2 separate regions of the Homo sapiens genome follow, and region 1 is linked to region 2. A link is a loop called in an ENCODE intact Hi-C map of the cell type or tissue named here. Cell type or tissue: Calu3. All regions are shown on one strand. Links, peaks and the distances in the headings refer to the core of each region. The heading gives the core; the rest is flanking DNA. Region 1 overlaps GRB14 (growth factor receptor bound protein 14). Region 2 overlaps COBLL1 (cordon-bleu WH2 repeat protein like 1).

Evidence for each region. A loop is a pair of places that touch in the nucleus more often than their neighbours do. Peaks named below come from ENCODE experiments on the same cell type or tissue, not always from the same donor. Only the 100,000 strongest peaks of a DNase experiment are listed, where the experiment ranks them.
Region 1: a loop joins it to region 2, with 2.7 times the contacts of the local background. A loop is called at or near these places in 3 of 110 quality-filtered maps.

What each region holds. Positions count from the first base shown.
Region 1 is chr2:164,593,088-164,609,216 of GRCh38, reverse strand. The region is part of intron 2 of GRB14 (growth factor receptor bound protein 14); the gene reads left to right. Among named protein-coding and RNA genes, the nearest start is that of GRB14, 20 kb to the left of the region's middle. In Calu3, for the core only: a CTCF peak has its summit at 9,042; a DNase peak (open chromatin) is centred at 9,056.
Region 2 is chr2:164,707,575-164,722,200 of GRCh38, reverse strand. It overlaps COBLL1 (cordon-bleu WH2 repeat protein like 1), which reads left to right. Exons shown (of 14, transcript NM_001365672.2): 7 at 1-126. Among named protein-coding and RNA genes, the nearest start is that of SNORA70F, 27 kb to the right of the region's middle. RefSeq lists a cis regulatory region at 10,339-10,352 and an enhancer at 10,273-10,417. In Calu3, for the core only: a CTCF peak has its summit at 4,992; a DNase peak (open chromatin) is centred at 4,980.

The sequences.
Region 1 (16,129 bases), core at 5,040-13,039, 120 kb after region 2:
GCCTTAGCCACAAGTCTTAGTGGCTGATACTCTAACAGCTGGGAGAATGAGTGCTTCAGTCTTGAAGGAGGTGGGTTTGGATGTTGTGCCACAGTATCTGCCATAGTTAGTAACTGATCTTTTAAAATGTTAATAGAAATCATTTTGGGGACTACCAAAGTTTTCAAGATAAATTGGTTAAAACTCAAGAATAAAACATATACATGATTTCTTTCAAATTTTGTGTGTGTTATTCAATATTGTACTTACTATTTTGGCAAATCATACGATAAACTCTTTATTCCAATTCCAGTCAATTCCCATCCTATTTTATCATAAAATATTTTAATATTTTCTAATACCTAAAAAATGATATGCCAGCTACTGGACTATTTATTTTTTAATGTGCATGTACCGTTTGCATTCCTGAAAAACATAAGAAATATTTGTCATGGTGACTACTACATTTAATAGAACTATTTCTAATTTTATACTTGATTTTTATTTAGTTATATCCAAAAGCTGAAACCCAATGGTGAAAATGTACAGTAACACAATTGCCAAAGGAATTCTATGTACTTCCTAGCACTTCATCATACTCCCCAGAACTCTTAGTCCTGTATTAATTTAACTTTTTTTCTTTTTTCTTTTTTTCCATTTGTCCAAGGCATGAACGAGGCATTGGCTACTGGGATATATAAGGGGTTACTTTGCTTTGTTCCTAGTTGATATGAGATAGGCACCATCAATGTATTACTTTAATTTTGACTGCTTTCAGCTATTTCTCTTCTAAGATACAATTCATAATTTATTTTTCAGTGTTTTAAATTTTTTTTTCTCAAAATTTAACTTTGTTTGCTTTTTTTTTAGAGGGAGTCTCGCTCTTTTGCCCAGGCTGGGGTGCAGTGGGTGATCTCAGCTCACTACGACCTCCACCTCCTGGGTTCAAGCGATTCTCCTGCCTCAGCCTCCTGAGTAGCTGGGATTATGGGCACTCGCCGCCACACCTGGCTAATTTTTGCATTTTTAGTAGAGATGGTGTTTCATCATGTTGGCCAGGCTGGTCTTGAACTCCTGACCTCAGTTGATCTGCCCGCCTCGGCCTCCCAAAGTACTGGGATTACAGGTGTGAGCCACTGTGCCTGGCCAAAATGTAACTAATTTGAATTGAAAAGTAAAGTTGGGCTTTATTTGATAAAATATAAGTCTGATTTGGCCAATTGCTTTTGAGAGTGAGGATTAACTTTCCAATTATATGGCTGACATTTTTCTTTAGAAACTAAATCTGAAGCCTTAAACTTTTGATGAACATATATATAAGACACATTATAAGACAAAAGCATCTTAGGAAAAAAATTGGAAAGCAATCATGCAGAAGCCTCGTACTTTTGGTTTGGCCAAGGTATGATAAAATTAACACATTTTCCGAGTGTATTAATTTGAACAAAGTACATTTAAGTTGAAGGGTAAAAAATCATTAATGGCTAATGGTAAAGCTTTGTTGATGGTAAAGCTTTGTTGAAACTATCCAGAAATTGATAAAATGAATGAATCTGGGTGACAAATCTTTATCAAGTCAGATGGTTTCTAATTTGTCATTTTCAGTTGTATTATATGAGGTCCTTAACTGATTTGCTGGTTAACAGATTATTAAAGATTATTTTAGCTCTGATGGAGTTCAAAGATTAACATTGCCTTCCACCACCTGTGTGCTTCCTCTTCTCCCTCGCTCAGATTAATTTTTCTAACTAGCATTTATTATTATCTGACATGTGTTATGTTCACATATATATGGATTCATCTACTGCCTTTTCCCAGTAGAACATAAGCTCTGTGAAGACAGGAACTATTTGTTAATTGAGTAAGCTTTATTTATTCAATCTCTAGCATGTAGAATTATGCCTAGCACTTCACAGGCCCTCAGTAAATTTTTGCTGAATGAAAGAATAAATAAATGGAGAAATGAATGGATAAAGAGCTGGGAAGTCATTGTTATTAAGGGAGAGAATATTTGGAAACGTACTGATATTTTAATATAAATGATATCAAATGTGTAAAGAAACTTTGAAAAGTGAAATTTAGTTTATTTTCCAGGAAGAGTCTGATATTGTTTGATGTTAAAAAAGAGCCTGGTCAGGATAAATGTTTGAGTATTGATTTACCACTATAAGCACATTCTAAATTTGGATTACCCTTGGTCAGAATGGGTTCTGTTCTTTGTCTCTTTGGTTCCCTTGTAAGCATTTTCAGTCTTAGCAGCCCATGTATGCCAGTTAAAAAGCATGCATACTTTATAGGGCTGAGTCCAGTAAAAGCTTTTCAATCAACCCACATTCACAGTGGAAGATTACTTTCATTCCTGGGAAGGGTGACATATGCGTGTGAAACACAGTATTCAGATGAAAGGGCTACTTTGGTATTATTTAACTGTGTATTGGCAAGACTCTAGCCAGTATCTAGTTTCTCTTTAGAGCTATTTTGCATTATATTACAGTAGTCTTACTGTGCTGTGCCAAGGAAATTAAGATCAGCTGGAACACTCTGTAGGTCATTGGCTTGGAATCTTAGGGCACTGGGAACTTGATGTTTTGTTTTAATGACCTCATTTAGGCGAAATCTGCCTTTGTCCCAGAAGCCTAAGGGGCCCTTTACAAAACCATGCCTGCACCTTGGGAAAGATATAGAAGAGGTTCAGAGAAAAATGACTAAATATTTAAAGGTATTGGGTCAACCTCCATGTATAAAGTACTTTATAAATTAATTGACTCTTTAGTCAAGAAAGACAAAGAGGAGTCGTAATGAAAGTCTCTTCAATACAGATTTACCCGCCAAGTTCCATGATATCTGAAACATACTTTTAAAGTTGAAGGATGTAATTTTAAGAAAAATTGAAAGAAGAAATGATTACACATCATGTAGGGGCTTATGGGTATTGTGTCGTGGCAAATGATTTCTAAAAGGGATTTCTAGGGGCAATCACTCTTGTGGAATGATGGACCTCCTCCATATTTCTCAAAGTGGGAGTATAAGATGCATATATGCATATGGGATGTGTGGGGATTGTGGGAGGGCCATATGGGAAGTTGCATGATAAACATGGAACACCTTTTTGGAACGTTAACTTTAATTGAAAATATGGGAAAAACATTCTTATATTAAAATAAACACTCCTGTATTTATGAGTAGAATACATAATGTGCATGAATTTTTAAGAACAAATTATACGCCTCAGATATTCTTACCCTGAGATGGCAAAGGCTGTACAATTACTTTCTTTTGCATGTTGGGTATCTCTGGTGGAAACATTTGAGAAGTGCTAGTGTAGTTTTCATTTCTGTGGGAAGTGGCTCCTTGTGACTCTCATGAGGGTTGGATATCTCTTTATTCTTTAGCCATAGTCCTTTCTAGAGCTTCTCTGATTTTATTGGTATCTATATCACTACCAGTAAAGATATTGGGTTTTAAACATTTGAACTATTTTCCTACTTTACTTTTCTGCAGCTTGGCAGGAAATAGCTCTCAACTAAAGTCTCTGAAGACCACCTTATTCCTGAAGACCTACTTTTGAGTCTTTGTGTTGATGTCTGAGCAGTTTTAGACATTTTGACTACTTTTTCCTTCTTGAAATACTTTCTTGACTTCTGCCTCTTAAAGGTTCTGTTGTAGGATTTGAGTGTTGGTATTCCTTAGGGTTTTGTCCTAGAACTTCTTGTTTTCATTTTACTGCCAGGATGATCTCATCTACCTCCACGGCCTCAATTGCAGTGTGCATGTAAGTCTAGGCTAGATCTGTATACTGGGCTGCCTGTTGGATATCTTCATTTATACGGTCCATAGACATCTCAAACTCAGCAGATTCCAAAACAAGTGAATACTCTTCCTCTTAAACTTGCTTCTTCTCTCATGTTTTCCTTCCCTGGAAATAGAATATACTCTTCCTGTACTAGAAAATAAGATATCTTAGCTCTTCTTTGGCTCCTCTTTATTTCTCTCTCCTCATCCAGTTGGGTACCAAGTCCTTTGGGAAGAACAACTCTTGGATTTATCCACTTTTCAAAACTTCTCTGCTATTGCAACAGCTCAGGTCAAATCATCTCTTACATAATTACTTTGAGACTCTCCTCACTGGTACTCTATTTTTAGTAGTTTTCTACTCCTAGAGGTGTTGTATGCTTACATGTTTTTATTAAGGAGATAAAATTCATTAAGCATAAAATTAGCCATTCCCAAATCTACAATTTACTGGCATTTACAATTTACTGACATAAGTGCATCCACAGTGTTGTACCACCATCTCCTTTGTCTAGTTTCAAAACATTTTCATTGCCCCCAAAGAAAATTCTATACCCATTGAATAGACATTCTCCATTCTCTTCTCCGTCTCGGCCCCTCGCAACCACAAATCTGCATTCTGTTTGTATGGATTTACCTATTATGGATATTTCATTAAAATGGAATCATATAGTATGTGACCTTTTGCATCTGGTTTCTTTCACTCAGCCTGTTTTGGAAGTTTATCCATGTTGTTGAATGTAATACTAGGATTCTCACCGTGAAGTAATTCCAAACAGTTAGAGAACTAACTTTTTTTTTTTTTAAGAAAGAAGAGATTGTTCATACATGATTGCTTCTGCTTTGTGTCTTTGTTCTCAATCCCATTTTATTTCCCCTTTTTCCTGCTGTGAGGGAAACACTGTTCTGAGGTTGGTGAGTATCCTTTCTTTCCATGTTTTTATGCCTTTACACATATAATACTATAATGTGTCCTAATGATTTATTTAAAAATATATTGTATGTCTATCTCTGCAACTTGTTTTCGTTTGACATTTTTGATTAATCCATATGAATAAATATAAATCACTTATTTTAATTTTATTTCATTGTATGCATGTACCACAATTTTTTGTTTACCCATTGAAGAAAACTGAGAATTTCTCAATTTCCATCATTAAAGACCACACTATAATATACATTCTTGTGCCTGTGTGCAAGGGTTTCTCTATTGTATGTATTTAGAAGTAGAATTGCTTGGCTGTAGACAGGTGCATGTTCAGTTCTACTAGGTATTGCCAAATTGCTCTCCAAAGTGGTTGTGCCCACCAGCACTATATGCGTCTCCATTTCCACACTTTCTCATCAACAGCTGGTATTTTCAGAATTTAAAGTTTTTGCCAATGTGGTGAGTGTAATGAGATTTAATTACTGTGTTCATTTGCATTACCTTGATTATTTGTAAGGTTGAGCATCTTTTTATTTGCTTCTGTCCATTCTTACTTCTTCTTTGTGAATTACCTGTATTATTCTGTTGCATTGTTTGCATTTTTTAAAATGACTTGTAAGAATCCTTTATATGGTATTGATAGCTATCTTTTTGCAACTGTAAACATTGCAATTATCTTTTCTCAGTAATTGTGACTTGCTTTAACTTTGTTTATAGTGTTTCTTATGATACAGAATATTTTTGTTTTAATTTAGTTAAATCTAGTTTTGTACTTTTGTGTGTCTTATTTAAGAATTTTTCCCTCTCTGTCCTGAATATTTTTTCGTCGAGTTAATATATATATATTTTTTTTTTGAGGTGGTGTCTCACTCTGTCACCCAGGTTAGATTGCAGTGGCTCGACCTTGGCTCACTGCAACCTCTGCCTCCAGGTTCAAGTGACTCTCCTGCCTCAGACTCCAGAGTAGCTGGGATTACAGGTGCCCACCACCACACCCAGCTAATTTTTGTATTTTTAGCAGAGACGGGGTTTCACTATGTTGGCCAGGCTGGTCTCGAACTCCTGACCTCAGGTGATCCTCCTGCCTCAGCCTCCTAAAGTGCTAGGATTACTGGTGTGAGCCACCGCACCCGGCCTCATGTAGTCATTTTTATGTTTTACTTTACACACTTGGGTTTTTGACATAGCACAATTTATTTTTTTAGGATAGGAATTTGATTTTTTATCCAATGACCATCCATTCATACTAGCACCACTTATTAATCATCTTTTCTTTTCCCAAAGCTTTTTAACATTTTTTCATCATGTATTAAGTTCCCCTTTTCATAGGTGGAAGCAATAATGCTAAATGGCTAATCAAATTATCTTACTCCTAAAACCATTCCATGAATACCCCTCACTCTTCAGATACTGATTTAAATGGGACCCTGAGGTACTATACAGCTGGACCACCTCTCTAATCATGCCTCTAATCCTTTCCATCTCATACTCTGTGCTTTGACCACACTTAATTTTTTTTTAGTTTTGTACAATGTCTTTCTTTTTCTTACCTGACTTTGGTCTTTACATGAGATAGATGTTCAATCTTCCTGCATATCTCTTTTCCTTAATCTTTAAATAGCTAGCTTCAAATAACATATCTTTGAAGACTCAGCTGCAAGAGTCTTCTCTTCCCATAATAGATATATGTTAGGTGCCCTGCTTAGGGATAATCTACCAGGTCAATTACATTACATTATTAGTGTTCCACAATCCAGGAATCTCTGGGGGCAATAGGGATCAGTTGGCTTGGATTCTGGATTCTAGCCTTGTGCCGGGCACATACTAAGTCTTCTGTATATACTTGCTGAATGAACTGAAGTTTCAGATAACACTCTCACCTAGAGTAGGATTCATTTTTAAAATCTTTGTTAGATGATCATCTGTATAATCTCCTCTTGAGCATTTTCAATGATAGTGAGCTCATTAGCTTATAATCAATAAAATCCTTTTATAATGCTTTCTTATGAAGTACGTGTAAACCAAGTTTGTCTGTAATTGTAAGGAAAAAAATAATTGCACATTTTTTTCAGGATATTGTCTCCATCCCTATGTAAATCTCAATTTTGACCTATTATTCCAGCATGTCAAGATATTATTGAATTTTGGTAATTTCAGTAATCATCTCTCTCATCATTTCCTTATATGTTCATAGGTATAGAAGATGTTAGTGTCTTCATTCAAGAGTTAAAAGAAAGACTGTATTACTTGATTAAAATTACAGAGATAGGAAGTGGCAGAGGCAAGGTTTGCAGACTCCTAATCTCCCTTCCCCTCCCCTCCCTTCCCTTCCCTTCCCTTCTCTTCCCTTCTCTTCCCTTCCCTCCTTTCCTTTTTTTTTTTTTAAATTTAAAAATACATTTGGAGACACACAAAAAGTGTTTTGTTTTATAAATAGGCCAGGCCTATACTATGGATAATATTGCAGAGTAGAATTCCAAAGGTGGGCGTCTCTGATACATTACTCTTACATGGTATAACCAGTGTGCCTGAAGGGAGCAGAACCGGTTTTAGATTTATATAAAGTTTCCTTTCACTGAATGTTACCTTGGACTTGATTAGTTTATTTCTAGATATGTAAAATTATAATAATTAAACAAAATTTAAATATAAAAATATTTTTTACTTCTTTGGGAAAAACAGTTCTTCAAAACTGTTAAGATTGTATCCTGAATTGTGAAGGTCTGCAGTTGTAAAGTAGTGTGATTTATTTTCTCTTTCACTGGCTTATAAGGGTGCATATATCGTACCTTTATATTAATGATGACACAGTTTCTAAGATAATTTCAAATATGTTATTTTTATTCTTTTAATATCTGAATGTAATAAATGGAATCCTTAGTTTTGTCCTAGTTTTGCAGATGGAAAAACACAGGGTCAAAGATCAAGGGTTAAATATACAGATTATGCCTGAGAGAGCCAGGACTTGAACCCAGATTTTCAGATTTCAATCCCAGCCCTGCCTATCTAACACAAAATTCACAGGTAGAATTCTATTTAGAAACTACGTTCAAAATACCTTCTCTGTGCTTTCAGTATTGTAGATGTTTATATAGTGAAAACAATAAAAAGAGTTGTCCTTTACACCACCCATGAAACCAACCTTAATATGTTCTGATCTCCCTCTACCTCCATAGTGTTTTTCTTATGGTATCGGTATACTGCCTTTATGAAATATCAAAAATCCTTTGTATTATTGTTTCAGAAAATGTCAGAAATCATTGTCGTTATTATTATTATTATTATTTTCAATTTATAAGATTTTGAATGACTTTCAGAAACTGCTAGGGAAATTGGATCATTCTAAGATCAGGATGTATTCTTACTGAAAGAGTTTAGCTGTACTCTGGGGTGTTAAAATTAACTTTCATTGACAGATCCTTGTCTGGGATTTAACTGAGATTTAAGTCAGTAAAAATTCTGCCCTGTGGCCTAGAGAACAATTGGACAAAGTAGATGAAGTGGAGAGGAATGTATTTTCTCAACCTTTTTTTTTTCCATTGGAAAGAACCCAGGTCACTTGCAGAGACGGTAGAGATTTGGCAATGGACTGGTCCTGCTGTTGTGTGGTCACTATTAGCAAGCCAAATACTCATCATTATAATAAATGTGGGGCTATAAATATCAGTGCAGAGAATACTGGGTCTTAAAAGCATGGAATCAAAAATGATTTAAGTATTTAGAGATTGAATTAAATTCCATTTAAAAAAAGAAATTAATAAATCTTTATTTTACTTGTCAATATAATTATCCTTCCATCTTAGAAAAGTTGTTTTACATGTAATGCTTTAGGATGGCAATTCTCAAACCCCAGTGGGCATATCACATGCTTAGAGTATTTGATACAAGTGCAGATCCCTGGGTCTCATCCTTGGACACTCTATTTCCATAGGCTGAAACATTAAAACCTTTAACAAGTACCTGCCGGGAGATTCTTATAATTCTGGGGCAGCTTGACTCTATACCACTTTTGAAGAAACCCTGATATAATCTGATTGAATCAGGGTTTGAAATAATGACATTTCTCCTACAGAAGGAGTGGTCAATCAATACAGGAGGAGCTATTACTCATACATCCACATGCTTTATATATGTGAAGTTCTATAATTTTTTAAAGGATAACCATTGTCTACATCTGTTTGCTTCATCTCAAAGGTATTAGAAATTGCTTGAATTTTAAATTGCATTGCTTTTAAAATTAAAGTATATTTATTGTTTAACAAACAACCTCTATGGCAACGGGAATTGCCCTTTCTCTATGACTCCTAAAGTGGTTGCTGAAGTAGATCACACAGGGGGGCGCTGTTTAAATATGTTTTGTCTGTGGATAGTTCCAAATCCATACAGCAGAGGGTGCATGCTTTAAATGACACAAGGAACCTGTGACCTGATTGTTTTAGTTTGAATTATTCTAGGTTGCATTATCAATTTAATTTAGACTATTAAAGAAATATGACTTGCTGAAACTTATTTAAGTAAGGATCATGTGAAGTTTTTATAAGTTAATAATTTAGACATGTATTCAAATTATTCTGGTTTCTTCGTGTTTTCGCATTACATTATAAACAGTGGCTCTAAGTAGCATCTCTTCTATGTTGGGTCTTTTCTTTTTTAGTCATAAGAATTAAGATTCTGATATGCAAAAGTGCTAGTTGATTATAAATCTACAACAGACAGATATCTTCTACAGATGATTTGTTGTGTAATATTTTATAGTGTTTTGCCTGAGAATTGAAGATATATGTCATTCACATCATAATATGCTATTTTTCCTCCTTCCTTCCAGACTTAGTGCATATGCAAATACTTTCTTTAAAACTTGTTCTTTTTAGGTAGCATTTTCCCATATATGCTTCTATCAATTCTCTATTAGTTACAGTAGAATAAATAAACTTGAGCTTGGTTAATCAGAAAAGCACTGCCTACTTTGTCATTCTTTTTGTCAAACTGTGAAGTTTTCTGAAGGTAGCGACTGTTCCTTATTCTTTTTTATCTCTTCAGTTTCTGCTATGAAACATTGGATAGAGTAATGAGTGTCACTGCTGGTGTCAGTTCCTAGATATAGTCTGTGGTGGATTAAAGATGGTTGTAAATTCTTTACTACATTTCTCATTGAGAGAGGAAATCTATGTCCTATCCTCTTGGAAGGCTCTGATTATTTTACCCATACGATACTTTGGCAGTGATAGTGTGACCATTTCTGGTCCAAGGCTTTGATTGGCTTTGATTCCATTTCCTGTTTCTTAGAATACTCTCTTTGGGAACCCTGAGCTACCTTATCTGAGCCCTCTCTGACTATATCGAGGCACCGTGCTGGAGAAGCCATGTGTAGATTCAGCTGCTCCCATCTTTTCAGCCATCTCTGCCAAGGTTTTAGACACGATGGTAAAGCAAGGTTGGATGGTCTAGACTAGCTCCTACACCAGCTGCGTGCCTTTTAGGGAAAGTGACCTTCACTGACACCATGTAGAACAGAAGAATTGCCTAGATAAACCCTTCTCTCCAATTCCACAAAGTCATGAGATGTAACGTAAGCGTTATTGTTTTAAGACACTGTTTTGGAGCAGTTTGTTAGTGTGATAATAAGAGATCCATAACACAGGCTAAGTTCTGGAGAGAAAAGTAGATGGTGGCAACTGGAAGGAAACTTGGAGAACATCTTATTTAACCACATCCATTTATAGGGAAAAACTGTTTTCCAGAGAGATGAAGTGGCATGCTCAAGGTCATCTAGATGGCTATGGTCACTGTTAGGACTCTTATCTGACTTTGTTGCCCTTGCCTTTAGAACATCCTGTAAGATCGTTGAATTTTTTACTTTAAAACTAGTAAGCGAAGACCAATAAATATAGCCTAGAGACACCTGAAGACCTCCTACCATGCCAGAAAGAACTTTGCAGTCTCAAAAATACCAGGTTCCAGGAATACCCTGCCCAACAATTTTGTCCTATGTAAACGATTATAAAAAGTTACATTCCAGTGTAATTGTACATTTAATTTAACATTCAAATATAGTAAAAGATACTAGAAAAATAATCATGTGCACAGATGTATGCTATCATATGTAAACAATCACAACATTTAGGCAATTTGTATGCCAAAAATTCTGTGGTAAATTTGGGAGCTTGGAATGCATTTTCCCATAGAAACAATGCTATTCAAAATTCAATTTAATACCTAACATACCTAAAGTATAGTACTTGAAGTTATCACCATAATTATCAGATTTCTTTGAGGAAATGCTTTCTGAATGCCAACTTGTTATCTACGGACCCATCAGTCCAACCCTTCCCTTTATTTGGCTTTGGCAGAAGGACTTCCTGTTTGTTGAGCAATGGAGGATAGCACCGTATATCTTGCTCTCAGGACCAGCTTGCAGAAGATGTCTTCTTAGGCTTCAGGATGAAGGGAGAGAAGGTTCTAGGGTCTCAATGCAGTGAGAGAATGTCCTCTGCTTGGTGAAGAAACAGCATGGTTCAGGACTTCTTGTTGGTTAAATTTCTTAGTTCAAGTCAGCTCTTGGTGATTCCCCTCCGCTCCCTATTTTAAGTATCCTAGGGACTGGTTTACTTGCTTTCCTTTCTATCTGCCCAACAGCTTCCTCTTTCCAAGGTATCAATTTTGAAACTCATTAGAGAACAGGATGAAGTATTTCCATTTTTCCCTATGTTCCTGTTTCTAAAACTAAGAAAGTGTTTTTATTTTTTGCTTCTCTTTCCTTGTCTCCTCCCACTTCTCCTCCTCCTTCTTCCTCTCTCTCACTCCTTTCTTCCTTCTGTCTCCCTCTCCTCCTCCTCCTGTCCTTGCATCCCTCCCTCCATTCTTTTTCTCCCTGCCTTTCTTCTTCTCTACCCATTGTCTTATTTTTCTTAAAATCAACCCAGCTTCTTTAATGGTTCGAGAATTGTTAGCTAGTATAGTTAATTAAATTCCTCAGTTTATTTTTAGATTTAGGGAAAGTGAGTGGCATTGCTCTGTATCTTTGTTGCTTGTATAAATAAGACAAATTGTAAGTGTTCCTACTAGATTATAGGCATTTGAAAGGAGGGGCTACATCTAATTTTTCTTTATAATCCCTATCACATAATTTTGAAATGCTTAGCAGTATTTATTGTGCAAATTAAATATTATAGCTACAGCTTCTTTTTATTAATATATATCTGCACTATGAAAGAGGGTGAAATGCACTGAAAATTATTTTGACATCCTGTAAATCCTTGCACATTGCCTGTGTTTCTAGTTTGTATATTGTATATGGTAAGTGTATGTGAGGTTATAAAGTCAAATTTTGCTGTTGATTTTCTCTTTTAGCTTTATTTTTCACTTTTACTGATCGTGTTTCACTGAATTCACTTTCACTGATATTCATGATGCTGAGGAATTTTCTTCTTGGGATACAACCAAACAGTGGAACTGTGTAATGTTATGGATTGATGTGGTCAATTAACTAGTCATAAATAGGATATCTGACATTTAATCCTTCCGTTCCTTAGAGTTAGATTAAATAAATGAAGGTTTTGTAGATTATTTCAAGGATTAAAGACTAGATCTAGGAATCATTTTTTTTTTAAAGCTGGTTTTTTGATGACAAATGAACTATAGTTCTTTACTCAAACAGAATCATTTGCACAGTGAGTGACGGTTCCAGCTTTCCCCAAGGATAAGACAAAAATTGTGGTGAAAAAGTTCAAGGTAATGTTTGAGTTTATTGTTTGCTTGAGCCTGATTTGAAGTGTAAAAATAAGATGCTAACAAGTCCCAAGTTGAAGAACATATTATTCCACAAAATGTTTTCTTTGTGTATTTATCAGTATTTTACTGTAGCCATTCTAAACTATTTGCTATTTTTATCTTCTTAGACCAAATGTACTTTAAGTAATTCCTCAAGTCATCAAGAGGGAAAACACAGCTATGAGAGAATCCTACATAGTAATTTTAAAATAAGATTAGAATAACATGTAAGGAAACTTTTTAAAAAGGACTTTGGTTTTTAGTCCTTTCTCTCTCTGTCCTTTATTTTTGAGAAAGCTGGCATCTTAATGACTTGAGGGATAATTACTTGTTTCTCATGTTAGGGTTCAGGATTGCTCTGATTTTCCTTGGTGCACAAATATTTTAGGAACAATATTTCAAAAGACAAAACAACCCTTACTGCTTTATTGATGCTTGGTTCATTTCTGTTACGTATTTAAAAAGTAGCTGGTTATGTTACTTCTATCACTGTATGGTCACTTGTGTTTGGGAAAGACTTATTTGTGATTGTATGTTAAGCAGAATGCCTACAGTATATTCTAAGTTGGGGGTTCACGTTTAAGTACAAATATAGAATTCAGTCTGTGTTTCTATCTCTTTGTTTTTGACGGAGTCTCCCTCTGTCATCAGGCTGGAGTGCAGCGGTGCAATCTCGGTTCGCTGCAACCTCTGCCTCCTGGGTTCAAGCGATTCTCCTGCCTCAGCCTTCCGAGTGGCTGGGACTACAGGCGCATGCCACCAAGCACAGCTAGTTTTTGTATTTTTAGTAGAGACAGGGTTTCACCATGTTGGCCAGGATGGTCTCGATCTCCTGATCTTGTCATTCGCCCGCCTTGGCCTCCCAAAGTGCTGGGATTACAGGCTTGAGCCTCTGGGTCTGGTCCCATTGAGCAAATTCTAATTAGATTCATGATCTTATTTCTGCACTATTGCAATAGTCTCTAAGTGCCACCAACTGTTCTGCCAGATCATACCCGTCTCTTCTTCTTCTGTTATTGCTAGAGTGCTGTCTATAAAAACTCAAATCTGAACCTGATATTCATCTATGAAAGTCATAGCTGAGGGACATCTTAATGACATTAATTCTTGAATGGCTCCCCACTGCCTGTAGAATAGAACCTAAGCTCTTTACTGTTTCTTACAAAACCCTCTGTGATCTGACTCCTGATAGCCTTCCCCTGGCCTCTGTTTCATCCTACTCCACATCTTACTTCCCCGTCAGGCTTAGTTTGCTGTCCCAGAGTGAATTACCCCTTTTCCTAGATAGCATTTCCTAATGTCCTCAAGAAAAACAAATCACATACTCCTTAGGCCTCACTGTGTCCATTGTGTTTGTTTGTTTTCATAGCATGTATAACATCTGTGCCCCAATAGTTTTTTATATCTGCTTTTGTCTGCCACTAGACACTCAGATTGTTGAGAATAGGGATTGTGTCTTACCCATTGTTAGCGCTGAGCCTTTGGCACAGTAAACCTTTAAAAAGTTGGATGAAAGCATGAGTAGGCTTACCAAACTGAAAATTCTTAATGTCCATTTGACTACATAAACATTGGTTTATTGCAAAATCCTTTGCATGCTCTCAAGTATTTGATCATCTGGATTATTTTATTCTTCCTTTGATTTATCTAATAAACACATGTTTTCTTCCCTCTAAATACAGATACTGAGCTGGGCACTGGTGAATGAAACAGACATGGACCTATTAATGGGTCTAATATTGTCTGATTTAAAGGGCAAAACCAGGGTCTAATATTGTCTGTTAAAGGGCAAAACCATTTTCATGAAGAACCTTTAGCTGAGTTATGGCAGAAACAGACTTTGATGTTTACTGTAAAGTCTGACCTTGAAGAACTACAGGGATACACTTTTCTTTGCCTCTTCTTGAAATGCTGTTTTTATTTTTGTCAATTTCCTTTTGTTATAAAAGTTTAAAGGAAAATATTTAGTGGGTAAGTTAAAATGTGTACACGATACTTATGGTAAAAAATGTCTAGCCATAGAATCACTTATGAAGAGGTTTAGGAAGAAATGGATTACATCTTTCTGCTCTTAAATGTGGCGACTTCCATTAACACCCTGGAGCTTGTCAAGTTATGGGTGAGTCCAAAGTTCTCTGTGCACCTGTGGTAGATAATGAGCATTATTTAAAAATTTCTGAGTAAATAATTACATACAACCTCTGTACTTTATAAGACAGAATATAGGGGAAAGCATCCTGGAGGAAGAGGCCAGAAACGTAACTCTACGCATGGCTTTGACAGTCATCAACAGACACTTTACATGTTTCTTCATCAGTAATATACATATGATAGCCATTCCATTTATCTCACAGAGTATCATGAAGATTAAATATGAAAATAGCCATGTGGATGCATCAAATTATTTTGTTTCAAAATAATGCTTGCTTAAGTAGTCCAGAAATAAGTCTTATAAAAATGAGGGAAAGCCTCTTTTGTCTTCCTGCATCCAGGGCAAATACTGCCAAAGGAGGTAACCCTTTTTTTTGTTGAGCAGAGGGTTTTCATCAATATTCATCTACTGTGTTGTGAGTCAGCACAAGATAGACTTTTTTTTTTTATTAGACAGACTGTAACAGGATACTTTAGATGCTATCTACTGATGGAAGCTGAAGATTTTTAGTTTTTGAATAGACTCCCCTTCTCCCCTACTGACAATATGGTCACATCAAAATTTTTTGTTAATTCTGTTAATATGACTATGTAAATATCATTCAGTACTGCATAATGTGTTATGATTATGCTCTTTTGTTGTGAAAACATTCTGTTTTTCCTGTAGTTAATAATTGCTTTGTTGTTCCATTTGCTTCATTTTCTTTGATTCTATTTCCAAATTTATTCTCCTCTCCCAAGAAACGTAAAACAGTCTTAACATAAACTTCCAAGTGGCCAACTGTGCAGGGACTCTGTTAGTTCTGTCCTTCACCTGAAGGCATCCCTCCTGGAAATTTCCATTCTTCTGCCTCTGTTCTGCCCCTGCCGAGAGACGTTGCTCTCTAGGGCTGCCACGGTACTGTCCTCACCTTGGGATTTTGCTTTGCCTTTGTTCTGGGAATTCCTTTTTTCTCTCTCCTGTATTGGATTCCCTGTTTCCAGGGTCTCATGATTTCTTCCTTTTCCTCTTTTTGTGGTGGTGTACCTAACTGGGGGAAGGAGGAGTAATTTTTCTGAGTCTTTATTGGTCTGAAAATGCCTTTATATTAAGTTTACAACTCAGAAATACTTTTGCTGAATATAGAATTCTAGTCATTTTTTGCTCAAGGCATTTTAAAATTGTCTTTTATTTATATACTGTTAAGAGTTCCAATTCATTCTCAATTCCAGCTTGCCATCTTGAATCTTTAAATCCTATGAAAACATATTCATTCATTTATTTACTTGATTTTATTTTTTTAGTAGTCAGAATGTATATATAGTTTAATAATATTTAAAATACATTAAAATTATTCACTGAAAAGTCTTGCTCCTGTTCTCATATTTATCAGCACGTGTCACCTCCCTCAATACCTACAGGGATTTGCCTCCATTAATGTCTTTTATACATCCCCATGTACTTACTTATGTAAATATAAATAATTGTAGTTATAGGTTTATTATAAGCATATTCTATTTGCTTTGCCT
Region 2 (14,626 bases), core at 1-8,000:
AAGAAGAGGCGGGCTCCACTGCCCCCGATGCCAGCATCTCAGAGTGTCCCCCAAGACCTTGCACACATCCAGGAGAGGCCTGCTTCTTGTATAGTGAAATCCATGAGCGTGGATGAGACAGATAAGGTGTGTAGTTTTGTTTTCTATTTTGTTTTTTTGGATGAGGCAGTGTACCATTTATTTTTCCTCTTACCTAACATCTTTTCTAGGTAGACTAGTAAGAAGTAGTCCTATAACAGTTGGTAATTAGTAACAGTTACTAATATGTAATAAGATGAATAGCTCATTCTAAGATTGGTACTAGGAATAGATCTTCTATGTACATACAGGTCTGTGATGCAGTAAAGGATAAATGTCCATTTTAAGTAACTTTCATATTCAAGCAAAAAAAAATCTGAAAACCTAAAGTCTTGGTTTACTAAGGCCTAACTAGGGGCTCTTGCTAGGTGCATGTAATAGGAATGGAAATACAGTCTTTATTTTTGAATAGTTCTTTTTTATACAGTAACACAGTCTTTGAGTTGTGTTCATGGGTTTCTAACCACACGTATTTTCTTGACCTGACTCAGATTCTCCAGGGAATAGCCTGGTATCTACCTAGTACATAGATACTCCACAGTGAAAAAAGAAAATGAGCCTTTTTATATAGAATATATCACAGTTACCTTTATGCACCCTTATCTTCAAAGCACAGTTCTATGTGTACCTTTTTCTCAAAGTTTCTTACTATTACACACCTTTAATCTCAAATTTTCCCTGAGTTTGCCATTTTGTGGAGATCCATTTGCAAACTACTTTTCATGACTAAACAATCTGCATATTCCTTGCTTTATCCATGTGAAAAATAAATGAATTTTTAGGTATATATGATTGAAGATGAGACTGTATATATTGTTGCTGGTAATCAGAAAGAATGATTTAAGTAACTTTGAGAGCAGATTTTATTTGGAGATAATTGAGACACTGAGAAGTTTTCTTGTGTCTAGTTGAAAGATTTTGTTTCCCCCTTGGGGGCTTAGTAAATGCAATGCTAAAGTAAATTAACTCTTCCCAAGCACCTGGTACACATTTCTGTGCTTCCTTTACTTAAAAAAAATTAACCATAGTTTTAAAATGTAGTTTATAGGCTATCATACATGCAACTCAAAGAGATAGAAATGAATTTTGAAAATGCTTAACCTCAGTACTTGGAAAATTATCTATTAAGTTTCTTATTTCTATGAAGACTTTCTTGTCTAATTTAGTATTTGTGGTATAAAATCTCATCTTATAAAATCTCATCCAATCTCACAAATCAGGAGGATAATGTTTTTGTCAAGTTATAGAGTCACATACTGACAAAGAATTTGCAGGGTAACTGCTTGAGAGTTGGGAGAATCTTCACGGAGAGATGATTCTTGAGTTCACTCTTAAAATATGTGTGGGAGTGCATTAGGCCAAGGAACCCTGTTAAGAGACGCAGGAATGTGAACACGATGGCTTGCCTGGACATGAGCAAGAAACAGAGACTGAAATTAAGCATGGTAAGCAGGGGTCAAGTCAGGGTCCCAAAGACTTTATTTTGTGCTTGTAGCCCTTTTAAATTTATTCACAATAAGAAGTAGCATTTTTAGGGTTGTTGTATCATAGAAGAGTGTAAATTATACTCTTGAGTAGCTACCTTTTTGCATATATTAATATATATAGAAATATACTTTAGCCCATGCTCACAAATCTTTATTCCAGCTGTCCTCATCCAATCTATTTCAGTAAACTTCCTTTGTACTTGGCTCCCCAAGAGGTCTATGTTGTCTTTCTAATAGTCTGTTTCTTAAAATTCTGGGCTGTGCCACCAGTGACCTCACTGAAAGCTATTTCTTTTGATTCTCTCCCTCTGCTCTGTGACCAGTTGCTGCCCCTGTGTTAAGTAATCTTTTTTTTTTTAGTATGTTGCCTTTGGCAAACTACACATCTTTATACAATTTTCTAATTATTTTTTCTTTTGATCTGGACATCTGGATAGTTCTTTGATGTATTGTTCAGTAGGACCCAGACTTATTTGTCTTTCCCTAGAGAAGCTGAAGAACCATTTTTTATTTATTCATTGCAAAAATTCTTAGTGATAAAGCTGTAGTGCACACAAAAATTCATACCTTCCTAGGCATCTCTGCAACTAACTTCTTGATATATTTGATGTGGTTAATTACCCCCTTGGTCTTGATTTGTCTTTTTCTTCCTTGGTCTTGAACCTCTTCTTATATCTCAGCCCTCTTCTATTTTTTTTTTCTTGTCACTGTTTCTTTTATTCATTTTCTAAATTTGGAGGTACTAAATCCATGGTCTTGGTCTATATTTCTGCACTTATTCAGAGAAGACATCTCTTCTTTTTTGAGTTTGTGGGCTGATGGTTCTCAACTGTAGTGGTTTGAATATGTTCCTTGCAAAAGGTATGTCTGAGCTCTAACCCTTCCAAAACCTGTGATTCTGACCTTATTTAGAAATAGAATTTTTGCAGATGTACTTAAGGATCTAGAAATGAACTCATATTGGATTTGAGGTGGGCTCAAATCCAGTGGCAGGTATCCTTATAAGAAGAGGAGACACACAGGCAGAGAGACACAGAGAAGGTCGTGTGAAGACAGGCAGAAATTGGCATTATGCTGCCACAGCGAACCATTACCAGGAGTCAGTGGAAGCTGGAAGAGGCAAGGGAGGGTTCTCCCTAATGCCTTCAAAGGGAGCATGACTCCGCCAACACCTTGATTTCAGATTTCTGTATTTCAGAACTGTGGAAGAATACATTTGTGTTGTTTTTAGCCACCCAGTCACAGTAATTTGTTAGGGCAGCCCTAGGAAACTGTACATCAACTTCGTAATTCCAGTCTCGGTATTCTTCCAGTTGCAATTTGAATTCACAGTTGCTATTGACTCATGACTACCTGGAAGACGTATTTAAGATCCGAATCATTGTTTTTCACCAGACTGAAAAGCTCAAGTTCATCTTTGTTTTTTTTTCTTTTTACATCTAATTAGAGACAAATCCTTCATTCAGTCTCCCTTCATGATGTCTTTTATTCCCTCTGCTGACATCTTTTGTAGAGAAATCCAGGACAGAGTATAAAGAGAAAACCAGTACTTAATGTGTCTTTGAAATTCTCAACGTGGCAAGCTGCTGCATTTGTATTTCTTAATTATCACTTCTCAGTTCAGAAATTTTGCATAGCTTGTTGTCATTTTTCTGGGCATCCAAGATCCTCTACAGAATGATTACAATTTTACTTTTAAACTTTTTAATGCCTCCTCATTGATAGGATAGGATACTTCTATCTCTAACCAGAAGATTTGACTTATTGTTGCTGATGCAAAAATCCTGTGTTCTGTATCTTTTCAGAATGGAATGGCCCCACTTCCATCTTCTTCATTTCTACTTACCCATCCAAAGGATGTCCATTCTTTTATCAGATTCATGGAGAGTTTTCTGAAGATGCCAGCGCAGAATAATCTTTACCTTCTCTGAATTTGTTCCTCTTGTCCCTTTTTATTTTCTCTTAATTTGCATTATGTATAGGTTTTATATGTTATTCTAAAGATAAAAAGAGGAATACAGTAAAAATTCTCCTTCCCTATCCCCCACCAAGTTCTCCTGCCCAGAGGCAACCACTGTTAACAGTTTCTTGTGTGTCTTTCCAGAGATAATGTATGCATATTAAAACCAATATTCATGCTAAATATTTTTTTTCCTCAGGTGGCCATATACTACATGCATGTTATACTTTACTTCTTGGTATGGAATTATTTATTCTGGATATTCTTAGCAGTTCATAAAGGGCTTCCCTTTTCGAAGGATTGAATAATATTAAATTGATGGGTATAACATGACTTACTTACCTCATCCTCTAAAGATAAACTTTAGGGTTGTATTATGGCTTAATGCTTGCAGCATTGTTAAATTTTACCTTTTTCTTTTCCCCACCCAGAAGGCAGGAATTGTGTTCTCCAGCAAAATTCTGTAACATGGTAGGTGTTCAAGAGAATTGATAAGTAAACATTAATCACTGCTTTCATAGCCAGGTATAGTATATACAATGAGAATGTGTCACACTTATATCGTAAAATTTTAGTATGTCATTCATATATCTGGTAAATTTTCAGAAGTACGTGGTTAACTTAAAGATTGCTTACATTTACTTTTATGGTAATTGGACCATGTAATTTTTAGCAATATATTTCTTAAGCTTTTATAGAAAAGCCAGAATTTAGATAAGGTTATATTGAAAACTTAAGGTCCAACTAAACTATACTGTACATTGCATAATGCATATAAATATAATTGATCCTTGAATTAAAATTGTTTATAGCCCAGGCTTGATGGCTCATGCCTATAATCCCAGCACTTTGGGAGGCCGAGGTAGGAGGATCACTTAAAAGCCGGGAGTTCAAGACCAACCTGGGCCACAAAGTAAGACCCCTGCCTCTACAAAAAATAATAAAATAAAATAAATCAGCCAGGCATGTTGGTGTGTGCCTGCAGTCCCAGCTACTCAGGAGGCTGAGGTGGGAGGATCACTTGAGCACAGGAATTCAAAGCTGCAATGAGCTGTGATCTCACCACTGCACTCCGGCCTGGGTGACAGGGTGAGACTGTGTCTTTAAAAAATAATAATGAATTTTAAAATAGTAAAAATGTGGTTTATATAGCCAGATGCAAATATTCAGGAAATTCAGCAAAACATATGAACGTACAAGTGAATCATACTTATTTCACTGCTTGCTTGTTTTAAATTTAAAATCAAAGATGGTCATTATCACTATAAACGTTTGTATCTATTTTAACAATTTAGTTTTCAATTTGAAAATGTAAAATATCACTATTTTTAGTGATTGAAAATGATAGCATGTTGAGGAAAACATAACTTGGAAGAAAAATATGTATGACCAAATTGGTTCTAAGTATGTGAATTTTAGACACTTTTATTTAATTTTTATTGTTCAGGATACAAAATAAACCACAAGGGTGCGCTGTTTGACAGAAGTACAGTATTCTAATTTTTCCATTTTTTTTCTCCAAAGCACATTTTAATAAAGCAGAAAGAAAATATTGGAAATAGTTACATTGCATGAGAAGTAGAAAATGCTTATTCATGCGGGTAAATAAAGCTAGAGAGATAAATGTCAGTAACACATGACAAAGGGATTTATAATTAGCAATTTTATTCATTTTGAGTTTTTAATGCATTTTCTTGTTCTTTTAAGAGCCACAGAAACTATGTTTGCCTTAGTCAAGGTTTACTGATGTCAGTAAATCTGTAGCTTAGGAAAAATTTTGTCAACCACATTTATTTTATATTTTTTGGCTGTCTATATTTAATAATTTGCCTCATTCTTCTAAGATATTTCTCAATATTAGCAAATTAAAGTATATGGATGGTGTTTTTTTAGAGCTTATACTGAAAATGCTCACATAAAAGGCTGTTGATTTGCTGAGCTAATTTTGACAAACTAACTGTGCAGTTTCCAAAGACTATTCAAAGTTAGCCGAGATAGCAAAGATCCAAGTTAGCAAATGATTTAACCCAAGCTTTCTTAGAATATTTCTGCATCTAAAATTATTTTTTCCATCTAAAGAATACATTTTGAAGAACACATATTTTACTATTATTGCTGCAGTATCCTTTCAAATCCCTAAATTTCTATGTACCCTCTTTCACATTATTTCAAGTCTCATGTCATTTTTCCTATGAAGGTGAATATATCATCTTCTATGAAAATGTTCATTTGAAAAGAAAACTTTCCCATTAGAAATTTTCTGGCAGTATTTCTTGGTAGTTTTTGAGCATTTTTTAAATATGATTTTTCCTGATGATTTGAAATGCCATTTGTGCAACAAGACATATAATAGATCATGCTTTATTTATATGAACCATATAACATATATTCTTATATAAAATGTACACAGTTATTTACGATAAGATTGTCATTTGTGAAATGGGAAGTCAGAAATTCGATTACATTGACTTAAATTGAAAGTGACTTAGAATTCTCAGATAAATCTAAGTTCAGAAATCTAGTTTCTGCACCGTATCTGCTGACCAAGAGTTTATGAAGAGCACATTTAATAAAATCAATGGCCAAAGGATGTTCTGGTCTTATTGACAAATTAGCCTCATAAGCTGATTTTACATTTGAATAAGTGGAAGAAGAGTCAGGGAAAAGTATTTGGTAATCTTGACCCATAGAATTCACAGAACCTTTTGGAGAATTTTTCATTTGGCACATTTGGTGTGACTGCTGCTTGGAATGATGGATATACAACAGCAATCAATTTTTCTCCTGGCTACGGGGATGGCACATCATTTTCTCTGGGATATTACATTGTGGCTGGAAACACTGTAAGAAATGATCTTCACTGGGCATTTTATTTTATCTCATTTTGCATCCTGCTTCAGACAAACACTCAACTATTGAGAAACGGAAACTCTTTGCCATCTAGTATTATGCAAGTGAAATTTAATACCTAGAGTGTTAGTTTTAAAATAACTGACTTAATTTTTTAAATGTTTTACATTATTCATCTTTTATGCAATTTTATATTCTAATATATATCATGGTTTATAAGCAGATAAGATGATGTATTGTCATATACTTATGAAATGTACAGGTACATATTTTGCTATTTTACTTAATTTTAATCCTAGTTATTTTACATAGAGTATGTAAGGTTGTACCCTCTGTTGTAATAGAGTATGTATTTGCAATGTTTAAGAAACATCCCCCTTTTTAGATTTTTACACAGGTTGTTATATTTTATTTTCCCCTCCATTTTCCTCTTATATTTATTATATAGAAAGTGGACCACCATGCATAATTCTACAATTGCCTAGGAACAGTGGTTACCATGGCATTTGCAGTTTGCTGTACAGAATACAGCTGTCTATACTTCCAAAAATATGACTGGTTTCATTCAGTAGAGAAATGTACCAACACAGTATAATATTTAATCTGCTCCCCTTTTTAAGGCTTTCCTAGATATAATACATACTTTGCCACTGTAGTTTTCATCAGATTTTCAAAGGGTCATAATCACAATAACAAAAGCAATGGTGAATGCTTATATAATGCTTACTAATGTTTCAGACAAGGCTCTAAGAACATTACTTATTTAATCCTTATGACAACCCTCTGGGCCATTACATTTTAGGTTTCTGACAGTTTTAGCCTAAAAGAACTATGAATTATGAGGAATTAATAAGTTGTTAAACTTTAAGGAAAAATATATTATTCAAAGAGCAGTAGGTCATTTGTGGAATTAATATGGATTTCTCATTCTTGTCTATTAGTATGTAAAAAGTCGTACCTCTCTAAAATAACATGCTGAGTTAATAAAATAGTATTGAAAATAATTACTGTTAGGAGGCTTACTTTACCAGTATGAAGTTTACTTAGCCTCTCTATCTCTGTGATGTTTGTGACCTCATGGGAAGATTTGCATTTCTCTGGTAACCAGCATGTGTTAACAGAGGCCAGGGCAGATAGAAGCAGGCCTCTTTTCTGGAGCCACAGTGATAACCTTAAGGTGTCCCTGGGATAAGCCTGCTCCCAGCCTTAATTGCCTTTCTGGATGAACTGAGTTGGCCCCAGTTTGTTTGATTGACTGTAGCTTCACTCTGGTATAGGTCCTAAACTCGGTTAACTTCTAGATTATTCACATTCTCCTACCCTGTGGCTAAAAACACCTCTATCCTCATCACTGTGATCACAGGGAATCATGGTTACCACCATTCCCTGTCTTTTAAACTTGATCCTGAGCTCTGCTTTCTGGTGGTTCATCCTGGTTTTTTTTTTTTTTTTTTTCATCCAAGATGTACCATTGAGCTAGACCCTCATCATTGGGCTTTTACTAAATGCTGTATGCAGAGGATTATCATGAGTAAGACTTAGTTTATATACTTTATCAGAGTATCATAGGGTTGATGAAAGCACGGATTGCCTCAGGAAGACAAATGGAAAAAACTTACAGGGGAATAACATGGGATTTTTTAATGTGTGTGTGTGTGTGTGTGTGTGTGTTTCTTTCTATTGTGCCTAGACAAGGGCTGGAAAGAAGAAGTCCTGACCTGGCCTGAGAGAGAGACTCCTGAATTCTACTAATAGGTCTATTATCTTCTTCTTTGCCGTTGTCATTTTTTTTCCTTCACCTTTGCTGAACTTCTCTATGACTTAGTTTTCTCCTCTGTAGAATAAGATTGTGTAATTAAATTTCCCAAAGTCTCTTCCAACTCTAGTATTACAAAATTATGCTATTTTGCTATTTTTTAAAATTGGCCTCTAACAGATGAACGTGCTTGTTTTGGTTTGATCAACGTTAACGAGATGACGGTGTCTAATCCTGGCATTACTCCTCTGAGGATTTCAGAAACTTAAAGTACAATAACAAAATAAAACATTGACTGACATCTTTCTTCCCAAACTCCTGACTGTAACACAAAAGTTAACACAATTGCATAGGTATTGCATTACTAAAAAGAGGTAAAAGACTTGATATTTGATGACGACATGCTTAGGTTAATGAGTTTGTTAACCATGGTAACCATGTTACCATTGACTAATAATGAGTTTTAAAGTAGATGACTTTAAGAGAAATCTAGTGGCAAGCTTGGCCACTCAGAATCCCCTGAATGGGTTTAATTTTATTAACCAAAAAGGTACAAGTTACTGTTGGTGGTGGTATTTAGATCACATATAAGTGAACCTAGCTGTAACCTCATTGCTTCCTCTCATAATATTTATTTCAGCAGATTGGTAGGAGCAGCATTAAAATTGTCCACATAGTGATAGCTGGCCTAGTGTAGATGTAAGAGCTCCAGGCCCTGGTACTGCTGACCTATTTCTTCTCTCGTTATTATAGTTGTCTGGGATCTGACATGCCACCTCTATTCCTTATACCCCTTCACTCTGATGTTATATGACTTTTCTTAATCTACAAAACCTAGGCAGGCTAAGATTTTCTATGCCATCAGTGAAGAATCTTAAAACAGGTTTATATAGAGAATAAGAAAATAGAATGCATAAGCCCTAGATTTTCAGGAGTGTGGAGGAAGTGCCATCCAAAGAGGAAAAGGATGTAGCACAGGGAGATACAGGACATCAGAAATAAACTTCCCCCACCCCACCAAAAGATAACATTTTATTTTTACAAATCACAATAATATAACAAAGAAACTGGCAAGTATGCTTTCATACAATACAAGCCAAAATTTGCATGCACGTGTGTGTGTGTATCTATGTGCATCATGTATATACAGGTGTAAAAAGATACACATATAACAGTGGACACCAAAACTTCTATGAGGCGACTTTTATTTGGGATTTAGTGATTTTTTTCCTCATCATTATATACATTATTTGTGTCTTGTGAGATTGAGCTAATTTTATCACATCAACCATAAAACTGATTTAATTGTGATAAAAACTCACAGCTTATTTTGCAAATTCAATACAAGACCTCATTCTTCTAAATTACATTTATTATAGTGTAATAATAATATATATAATAATGACACTTTAAAATTGACTTGCTTGTCTAAGTTGTAAAAATTTTTTAACATTCTTCCATCAAGAGTTAAGAGTTAAAACTTGACCCTCAGATATATGAAAAGTTCAGTTATTGGGACACAATAGCAAATACCATAAATTAATGTCAATTTATAAGATATTTTATACTATTTAATAGTGTTTATTGTGAATGTCCAGGTTGGAGAAGAATAATGTGAGTCTGTCCCTTGAAAAACAAAACATGAGTTTTAAGACAATTTCAAGGGATTGTTTACATTCTCTCCACTAACCCCACCCTTTTCCACCTGTGAAAATCATAAACAGAACCAACAGATTCTATTAGAAACATTTAACATTATTGAAGTTGAGCCTCTATGTTTCTATCCCCTGAGTGTTTTTATTTTCCATATGTATTCTTTCATTTAACTCTTTAATCCAGGATACGTCAATTTCAATGACCCACTTTTTATAATTCAACTATGATTAATAAGTGATCTAATAACTAGTACAGAGCAAGTATTCAGTAAATCTCTTGAATGCCGTTTGATTCTATTTTCTTCAGCTAAATTTAGTTGGATTTTGAATCAGGAAATTCTGATCTGGGTGTGAATTCTGGGGGATTAACAATCTGGCATGGTTTTCAACCTGACCTTGCCACTTTCATTAGTAGATTCTGTTTCTCCTTGTGGTATTTTCCTTTTTACAGACCATAAAATTCAGTGATGTGCATTCCTGTTAGAAGTGCAGTTTTCATTAATGGCAAGCAGACTTATCAGTGACTCTAACTAAAGTAAATAATTGAACATCTCTAATGATTAACCAAAGCAGTTTCCCCTAGTAAGTAGAAACCTCTGTGTTTTCTCATTTTGTAAAGCCTTTAGACTTAATAAATTTTAATCTCTACCACTTTTTAAAATGTAGTCATAATTTGAACAAAGTAAATGTTTGTTGGTAGTAAAAGCTGAAGACAGTTATAAATGGTTCTTTAATTTTTCACATTAAATTTGCTTATGAGACATTTCAAATGTATGTACTATAATACATATCCATGAATTCATCACTGATTCAACAAAGTAGTGTTAAATATTTAACTTTTATTAAAGTCCTTTAAAGTATGTTGAAGAGACCTGAGTTGACTCAAAGGTGGAGATTTTTAGACCCACAATGAATGTTTATACAGTAGACTAAGCATTGGTTCCTGAACATTGGGCACTGTTGAGTTTTAAGGTTAATTATTACTGAGACTGATTCCAATAGGACTCTTACCAACACAGTCACCAGAGAGTACAATCTTAAATACCTCCTTTTACCTATGCTTTTTACTCCAACATCTGTATAACTATAATTCTTATTTTATTTGCAGAACACTTTCATGTACTTTAAAACAGACAAATTGCATGTAATAATATCAGCTGATGGTTATGAAGCATGTATTGTATGCTAGGCACTGTGCTATGTATTTTACATATAATATTTCATTTAAGTATCCCAGCCCCTTTTGACATAGGTGCTAGTACTTTTCCTTTTCATGAATGAGGAGGCCGAAGGTCACAGAGACAATAAATGGCATGTTTCCTGGTTCAACCGCTTGTATTGACTCCAAAACCCATTTCTTTGGGAATCATTGTAGTGGGTCGCCTTCTACCTTGCAAACTCTCTGTAAGCCTCTCTCCAACTAGACAAATTCAGATTCAGAAATAGTGGGTAGTTTAGCTCTGATGAATGCAAGAGCAGAACTATTGGGAGACTCTTTGGAGCATACTCCTAAAGTGCACAGAAGAAAATACAGCTTAAGAATGCTGCTGCTGGCCGGGCACAGTGGCTCACGCGTATAATCTCAGCACTTTGGGAGGCCGAGGCAGGTGGATCACAAGGTCAGGAGTTCAAGATCAGCCTGGCCAAGATGGTGAAACCCCATCTCTACTAAAAATACAAAAAATTAGCCAGGCATGGTGGTGGCTGCCTGTAATCCCAGCTACTCGGGAGGCTGAGTCAGAGAACTGCTTGAACCCGGGAGGCGGAGGTTGCAGTGAGCTGAGATCGCACCACTGTACTCCAGCCTGGGCAACAGAGCGAAACTCCGTCTCCAAAAAAAAAAAAAAAGAATGCTGCTGCTTAGGGATCAGTGGTCTTCCCAGCCTTTTAATTTAATTTAATTTAATTTTTCAGCATTCTAAATTCATGATGTGTATTACTTAAATATTACTTAAATGCTGTGGCAGTTTAGTAAGGCTGCTTTTAGCATTAGTCATTCCTGGGTTTGGAGCCTCTCCAGTCTTGCATGTTAGATATGTATATTCTCTGTAAATCCCAGTGTATACATGTGCTTTCCTGGCTACAGTCTATTTAGAAATATCGAAGTCTCCTAACTTAAATGTCCCTTCTTTTCCTGCAGACTTTACCGCGCCTCCCCAAGAGAAGGTTTTTTAGTAGATGTAGAACATCTCTTTCTCAAGTCCCAGTTGTTCTTCCATTTTGTGTTAAGAGTGATGTTTTAGTTAACACACAATTTGATTTTTATTTGATTTTTATTATCTTAACTTCCCTTGGCAATTTCTTAAATAATTGAAATTATTTTCCAAGAGTCTTCATAAAACCTCTTGCCTCTGTGTCTTATGACAACAAAAAATATATATATTAAGCTATTTCCTTGAATGTTAATATGAATATTACTCATATTTCAAAAGAAAATTTACATTTCTGTCCTTCATTAATCTGTTGGTTATTATCTAAACTCACTATTCTTATTTCTTCAAAACTCTTGCCTTTGCACGACTTATACCAGTTGTTAAATTTACATTTTGTCCTCAACTTTAATAAGTTTTAACCATTATTAACAGCGTAAGTTCCAGTTATGACAGACCACATAATTGTACGTCGTATCAATTAGTGACAATCATGTTCACTTTCCTCTAATGTCTTTTTATTTTTATTTATTTATTTATTTATTTTGAGATGGAGTTTCACTCTTGTTGCCTAGGCTGGAGTGCAGTGGCGCAATCTTGGCTTACTGCACCTCCACTTCCCGGGTTCAAGCGATTCTTCTGCCTCAGCCTCCCAAGTAGCTGGGATTACAGGCACACACCACCATACCCGGCTAATTTCTGTATTTTTAGTAGAGACGGGGTTTCACCATGTTAGTCAGGCTGGTCTCAAATTCCTGTCCTCAGATATTCTACCTATCTTGGCTTCCCAAAGTGCTGGGATTACAGGCGTGAGCCACGGCACCCAGCCAATGTCTTTTTTCTTAGCCTCTTTAATTCAAATTTCAGCTTTAGTAATGCATATCCATTTACCATCATGATACCCATGCACAACATGGTAAGGGTGGTGAATGTCACAGAATAGGGTTGTAAAATAAATGCTTCCCCTGATGTCCATGGCTTTGTGTTTTCAATATGCATTTCCCCCAGTTATCTTCATAAATGCTGTTGAAAAAAATTTAGCATTTATAAAACTGAAATATGTCTGTTTTGACAAATTTTAAATTCTTTATCCATAAAAATATAAATACTCTGTTTTACAAAAAGCTAGCTTATTTTAAGACCTCTAGCCTGAATAATGAAATATATGAGTCTATGGTTATTCTGTCTTTAGTTATGAATAGGCTCATAAAAATTTGTGAGTCTGTGTATATTCCTCCATTTTTATTTCTATACTGTCTGCTTTATTATAACCAAAATATAAGAGCTCTAACTCCCAAGTAGATACTCTCATTGAGAAATTCATGTCATGGCTGCTTTTATCATGGAAAAGACCAGTAAGTGACAAAGATTAGGAATGTGACCTAAAGGTGAACACATTTTTATTATACACCTCATGAAAGCAATCAGTTGAAACAAGGGAAACATGGAACTAGGGAGGAAAATCAAATGCTCTTGTTGCTTCATGCTTTAAGCTACCACTTATTGATCACCTGTTGCATTCTTACTGGTAAACTAGATCTGCCATAGGAGTGGAGCATGGCTTTAATAGGGCTTTACAGAAGTAAATCCGAGAAATAAAATCACATCTTCTACTGCTTTTGATTTGTAGACAATTATTTTTTTAAAGTGAAGGGCCATGTTCTTTTGGGAGAACTTTTGGCCTTTTTTCTGATGTTTCCTAAATGTGTTACTCTTAAGATATCAAGGGAAAGTTTTAGAACAGAAGGGCATTATCAGTAGAAAGATTTCTATTTAACCTTTATATTCTATTCAAAACAATATTTAAATACTGGCAACTCCTTGGTGCACTTCTTTCTTACCTTTTTGTTGCAGCGGGCCCTTGTTTTGAATTATTTCAAACATCCATTGAGAATCCACCCCCATGCCTACCCCAGTCAGGATGATCATAATATTTAGTCAGAATTGACTTCAGTGACTCTGAGACAGAATCTGAGTTTGGGTGGCAGGCTTTAACTCATTTCTTGCTGGATTATAGAGAAATCTGAAGAATTTTGGAGGAGGAATCAGAGTAATGGGATGGGGTTGGAGGCAGCTCTTTACCAACTAGTAGGAGAGAAGTTTAACATTTCAACTGTTGGTAAAATCTCCCTGGTGCCACCTTGTCGCACCCCCCTGTTATGAGGCACAGTTAGTGGGTTTATGAGAGGTTTGTTCAGTGAAGCTCCTGCCACTGTAGACCTAAATGTTTCTCTCCCTGTTGAAGTGACCTGCCTTCCTCTTTAGTACCTAACACAGTTGGCAAAGAGCATGGCTAACTCAAACCCTTTTCTTTGGGGGCAGGCTTCCCTTTCTCTCTGGCAGGTATATTAAAAAATTACAAAATAGTAAATTTGCCAAATTTTTCTTGGTGTGTAGCAAGGCATAAAGACTGAAAAATATCTTATGAATTAGTTCACTTCCCTTAGAGGTACCTACGTTGTCTTGTAAGACTAGAATGCCCCAAGCTTTACACGTGCCCCTGGTCTGAGTATGTCAAGGTCTTTTATTTACAAATGAAGATGGCAGCATATCATTCATTTTTTTATTCATTCAAGGAGTATTTACTTAGAACCCTCTGTGAGCCAGACATGGTTCTGGACATACAGCAGTGAGTGAAATAGTAGGGGAAAAAAATCTCTGCCTCTGTGGTCAACCCCAGTGGGAGCAGA